2 separate regions of the Homo sapiens genome follow, and region 2 is linked to region 1. The links are chromatin loops, found by intact Hi-C in ENCODE. Cell type or tissue: mammary epithelial cell. All regions are shown on one strand. Each heading gives the region's core, and the rest is flanking DNA. Links, peaks and the distances in the headings are about the cores only. Region 1 has its middle 530 kb from the start of LINC00052. Region 2 has its middle 18 kb from the start of NTRK3.

Region 1 (2,904 bases), core at 277-2,776:
TGAATAGGAGTATGACTAGACAGAAGATAGTAGGGATGGCAAGTTGTTTTTTTTTTTTGGGGGGGGGGCGGCAGGGGCACAGTCCAAGTTGATCTGGTGTCTGGAATGAGACTGAGACTTAATAAAAAGGAGCATCCATTACAGGAGCTCAAATGGGCTGTACCTTGTAGCATTCCGATGACAGGCCCGAATTCTGAGAAGGACAAGTGGTAGAAGTATTGTCCAGTCCTTTTTATGTTGGTGGCTGAGCTTGGTGAGGTGTGTTTTTAAAAGACCATTAGTTCACTGAATACTAAGAGCCTGAGCAATTGCTTGGGTGCTTTGACTAATAAAGTCCTTCTAGGACTGTATAGAGGTGGGAAGGCCAAACCGAGGAATTATGTCTGACAGAGGGAAGAAATGACCGCGGTGGCCTTCTTAGACCCTGTGGGAAAGGCCTCTACCTATCCAGTGAAAGTGTCTACCCAGACCAAGAGGTATTTTAGTTGAGTAAAGCCAATTTGCCAGTCTTGGGCGGGGGCAAATCGCCGAGCTTGATGTGTAGGGAAGGGAGGGGTCCTGAATAATTCCTGAGAAGTAGTAGAATAGCAGATGGAACACTGAGAAGTTATTTCCTTGAGGATAGATTTCCATGATGGAAAGGAAATGAGAGGTTCTAAGAGGCAGGCTAGTGGCTTGTACTATAGCATAGCCTGCCTTAGCTGGTGTGTGGCAATTAGGCCGGGCGGAACTGCCATCAATAAACCAAGTGTGATCAGGGTGAGGAACAGGAAAGAAGGAAATATGGGGAAATGGGGTGAATGTCAGGTGGATCAGAGAGATACAGTCATGGGGGTCAGGTGTGGTATCAGGAATAATGTGGGAGGGCAGATTGAAGTCCAGGCCAGGAACAATGGTAACTGTGGGAGATTCAACAAAGAGTGAGTACAGCTGAAGGAGCCAGGGAGCAGAAAGTATATGCATCAGGTGTGAGGAAGAAAATAGATTTTGGAAGTTATAAGAACTGTAGAGAGTGAGTTGAGCATAGTTTGTGATTTTAAGGGCCTCTAAAAGTATCAGGGTGGTGGTGGCCACCACATGCCAACTTGAGGGCTAGGCAAAACGGTAAGGTCAAATTGTTTGGATAAAAAGGCTACAGGGCATGGTCCCGGTTCTTGTGTAAGAATTCTGACTGCACAGCCCTGCACTTCAGCTGTGGGTAATGAAAAGGGTTGGGATGAGTCAGGGAGAGCTAGGGTGGGGGCAGTCTCTAAAGCTGTCTTCAAGGAACAGAAAGAGGAGTGGGGAAAGGATTTAGGATCTATGGGGTCAGCTAGGTCTCCTTTTGTGAGTTTATATAATGGTTTTGTTAGGATGGCAAAACCAGGTATCTAAAGTCGAAAGTATCCAACCATGCTTAGGAAGCAAAGGAGTTGTTGTTTTGTAGAAGGTGCTGGGGTTTGAGAGATCAGTTGGACATGATAGGCAGGGAGAGCACGTGTGTTTTTATGAGAATTATGCCAAGATAGGTAACAGATGAGGAAGAAATTTGGGCTTGACTGAACTAATGGGGGCTGTCCGTGAAGCCTTGTGGCAGTACAGCCCAGGTAATTTGCTGAGCCCGATGGGTGTCAGGGTCAGTCCAAGTGAAAGTGAAGAGAGGCTGGGATGAAGGGTGCAAAGGAGTAGTAAAGAAAGCATGTTTGAGATCTAGAACAGAATAATGGGTTGTGGAGGGAGGTATTGAGGATAGGAGAGTATATGGGTTTGGCACCACCATGTGGATAGGCAAAACAATTTGGTTGATAAGGTGCAGATCCTGAAATAAGCCGTAAGCCTTGTCTGGTTTTAGGACAGGTAAAATGGGGGAATTGTAAGGGGAGTTTATAGGCTTTAAAAGGCCATGCTGTAGCAGGCGAGTGATAACAGACTTTAATCCTTTTAAAGCGTGCTGTGGGATGGGATATTGGTGTTGAGCAAGGTAAGGGTGATTAGGTTTTAATGGGATGGTAAGGGGTGCATGATTGATCGCTAAGGAGGGAGTAGAGATGTCCTACACTTGTGGGTTAAGGTGGGGAGATACAAGGGGAGGATGTGAAAGAGGCTTTGAACTGGGCGAAAAGGTGGCAATGAGGTGTGGCTGTAGCCCAGGAATAGTCAGGGAAGCAGATAATTTAGTTAAAGTGTCTCAGCCTAATAAGGGAACTGGGCAGGTGGGGATAACTAAAAACGAGTGCTTAAAAGAGTATTGTCTAAGCTGGCACCAGAGTGGGGAGTTTTAAGAGGTTTAGAAAACTGGCCGTCAATACCCACAACAGTTATGGAGGCAAGGGAAACAGGCCCTTGAAAAGAAGGTAATGTGGAGTGGGTAGCCTCCATATTGATTAAGACAGGGACAGACTTACCCTCCACTGTGAGAGTTACCCAGAGCATCTGTGATGGTCCTGCAGGCTTCCGAGGCAATCGGGCAGTGTCAGTCTTCAGCTGCTAAGCCTAGAAGATCTGGGAAGGTGTCAGTCAGAGAGCCTTGGGCCAGAGTTCCAGGGGCTCTGGAAGTGGCTGCCAGGTGAGTTGAACAGTCCGATTTTCAGTGGGGTCCTGCACAGATGGGACACGGCTTAGGAGGAATCCGGGGTAAGTTTTCTGTCTTCTAAGTCCATGGTCCCCAACCTTTTTGGCACCAGGGACTGATTTCATGAAAGACAATTTTTCCATGGATGGGGTGGTGGTGGGACATAGTTTTGTGGTGAAACTGTTCCACCTCAGATTCTTAGGCATTAGATTCTCATAAGGAGCTTGCAACCTGGTTCCCTCGCATGTGCAGTTCACAATAGGCTTTGTGCTCCTATGAGAATCCAATGCCCTGGCTGATTTGACAGGAGGCAGAGCTCAAGCAGGAATGCTTGCTTGCCCTCTGCTCACCTC
Region 2 (2,904 bases), core at 196-2,695, 1.2 Mb before region 1:
AAGAGCAATCTTCTCCGGGTGAGAACAGGCCCCTGCCCCCGCCTTTCCTCCCTCACCCACGGAGGCTGGGAGCTGGCTGGGGGAGGCTGCTGAGCCATGCCTTAGAATTTATTCCAAGCAAGGGGATGCAGCGTGCTCAGCGACGAAGCCGTCAAGGTCTTGGTTTTTGTTTTTTCCTAGCCAATATTTATTGAGCTTATCTTCCAGGTACTGGGCTAAGTGGTTTGTGTGCTTACTCTTTACAACAGTTCGATGAGGTGGTTTCGCCATCCTTATTTTTCAGAGGAGCGCAAGGCTCAGAGATGTTAAGTGACTCGCCCAAGTCAACAGCTGGTGTGTCTGATTCCAAAGCCCAAAATTTTACCTGAAGCTCCATGTGCTTCTCCATGGGCCCCTGTTTGTAGCCCCTGAAAAAGGAGGGAGCGTGGACTATCAGGGATGTCAGCTTCTGCCAGTGCCCAGGAAGCTATCTTTTAAGCAGAAATCCCTGAGCCAGTGATTCAAAATTGAAGGATGCTTAATTGCAATTTAATCTTACATCAGGAACTCTATATGTGATTCATGTAATATCAGCTTATGCTGAAACCCTCACCTCTGTTCCTTCTCCCTTTGTCTCTTTCCAGTCTTCATGGCTGTCTCCCGACTAAGACGAGCTGGAGCTGAGCTGGGCACCAAGAAGGGTGTGTCCTGGCTCCAGCTGCAGTGCTGGGAGCAGCCCTGGGCAAGTGCCGCTCGTGGAGGTCAGAGGGCTGGGAGGAGCTGCCTGGAAGCACCTGGGTACAAGAAGGGTGACATTGTCTAGGATGAGGGCAGCCTCAGCACCTGACCTGCTGGGGCCGGAATGTGACTCCTTTCTGGGACCTCAGGTCCTTCTCCAGGAAGATTCCATAGAACCCTCCAGCATCTTCCGTGTCTCCACTGCTTGGTTCTGACTGTCATTCACTGTGCTGCTGTCCCTTTTTGACCTCTTTCTCAGGCCCCATCCTGCTCCGCCCTCTCAGCCTGCCCCTCAGGCTCCAGGGCACAGATTCTGTCCCTGTGTCTGCCTGCTCCAGCTGGCTTTGTGGCCTCTTGTTTCCTTCAGAGTGTCTGTGTCACCTTTGAAGTTTGCCCTCTGCCCTTGGGTGGCGAGATGGGGCTCCAGGGTGATAATCAGGGTGTGAAGGGATGCAGCATCCAGGCAAGGCGTGACTGCAGGAGCCCTGGGGGAGAGGTGGCAGCTGGACCTTTGCTTTTCCTTCCGTGGCCAGTAGGTGGTGCTAGATGCCAGCCAAGGCCCATCTGGGGCCTTGGATGTGCAAACTGCAGCCCTCACTTGCAGCAAAGGGCTCAGCTTGCCACCCAGCTCTTTTGGGAGAGATGTAAGGAAACACAGACTTGCACGCTGATTCAGGACACTGGAGGGGATGGGAGAACTCAGTAGTTTCTCTTCACTCAGGCTTGTGGCCCTTATAGGTTTGTTCCCCACTAGGAATTGGAAACAGGTTGAAAAGAGAACCTACCTTACCTTTTCCTCCCCAAGGAGATTGGAGGAACTGGATTACAGGCACTTGTTTCCACCTTTGCCCAAATATCATCTCTTCCAAGCAGGGGTTGACCCTTGCCTGTGGGCGCTCATGACAAGTTTTATTAATGCTTCACCACACTGGGGGCACATTATACGTGACAGAAGCACTGTTTCCATGGCTGCCTTCCTCAGTAGACTGTCAGCTCCTGGAGGTCATTTTATAATCACTTCTGTATCCCCAGTGCCTACTCAAGGCCTGGCGCATAGCATGTGCTCAATAAATGAGTTAGCAAGTGAATGAGTCAATGGAGAGATGAGCTCAATAGTTTCTACTGGCTGTAAAGAGAATGTGCTATCTTTCTGTTTGGAGATCTTTAAGTACAGAGGTAGTCCCTCTGCTTAAGGATTTTAGGGATGGCCCAGTGGAAAGGATGAACATTGAAGCCTTCTTGAGGCCAATGCCGAATTCAGAACTTCACACATATATATGGAAGGTGCTTATTTTCCTTTCATTTGATGAACATTCACTGCATGCCCACAGTGGACCAGGTACATCTTTCTAAGTCAAGAAACTTCCTCATGTCTGCAAAGAAATCTTCCCATATCTACAAAGAAGAGGAATGACATATAGCCTGGACACTGGAGCTCAGGGACTTTGGACTTAGCTTCCAGGCATGCAGAGCTCGGGAAAATGGTTGGACTTTTGGGGTTGACCAGTCAGAAAATAAAAAAGGAGCTCTGTTGGGCAGGACCTGGGCTGCTGGGCTCAGTGTGCAGAGAGAGGGGATGTTATCTAGGCAGGGAAATGAACAAGCATTGAAGTAACCTGGTTGGCGGGGGCGGGGGGTGGGGGGGGGCGTTTGTTCCTCTAAAACTATTTTTCCCTGCCTAAGACTCAAACTCTAAAGAATGTGCAGTTTTATTGAGAATAAGCAGGCTAATCAGATGTGCAGCTGACATGGAATTGGGAAGGGTTAGGTAATTCTGAGGATCCCTAAAGATCTGTACAGACAAGGATGGAGGGATGAGTCAACAAGGCACCGTGTAACAGGGATAAAAGTAAAGTTCTGCCCCAAAAGCCAACTGGATTTAGGAGGCATGGCTTTAGAGTTATGAAGACTCTAGGGCTTCTTAATGATACGAGTTAGCCATGGAATGGGAGGGCCACAACAATAAATTAGTGTTGCAAGAGTGTTTAGAATAAGGGTCTGAGCTGCAGTCGGCTCTGGTTAACCACTCTTGGAAGGTTCCATTCAGTTCTAGGGAACTTTATAAGGATTCAATGAACATCAGTTTGTGTTGAAACCCTGATGCCTGTTCCTTCCCCCTTTGTCTCTTTCCAATCCTTATTGCTATCTCCCAACTAAGAAGAGCCAGAAGAGCTGTCTTTTAATACA

The links. Hi-C counts contacts between places; a loop is a spot of excess contacts. Peaks named below come from ENCODE experiments on the same cell type or tissue, not always from the same donor. Only the 100,000 strongest peaks of a DNase experiment are listed, where the experiment ranks them.
Region 2: a loop joins it to region 1, with 5 times the contacts of the local background. A loop is called at or near these places in 3 of 110 quality-filtered maps.

Annotation. Positions count from the first base shown.
Region 1 is chr15:87,041,678-87,044,581 of GRCh38, reverse strand. No RefSeq gene overlaps it. Among named protein-coding and RNA genes, the nearest start is that of LINC00052, 530 kb to the left of the region's middle. In mammary epithelial cell, for the core only: a CTCF peak has its summit at 1,759 (motif pointing left); no DNase peak of the experiment used is centred there.
Region 2 is chr15:88,273,079-88,275,982 of GRCh38, reverse strand. No RefSeq gene overlaps it. Among named protein-coding and RNA genes, the nearest start is that of NTRK3, 18 kb to the right of the region's middle. RefSeq lists enhancers at 431-931, 932-1,432. In mammary epithelial cell, for the core only: a CTCF peak has its summit at 1,244 (motif pointing right); no DNase peak of the experiment used is centred there.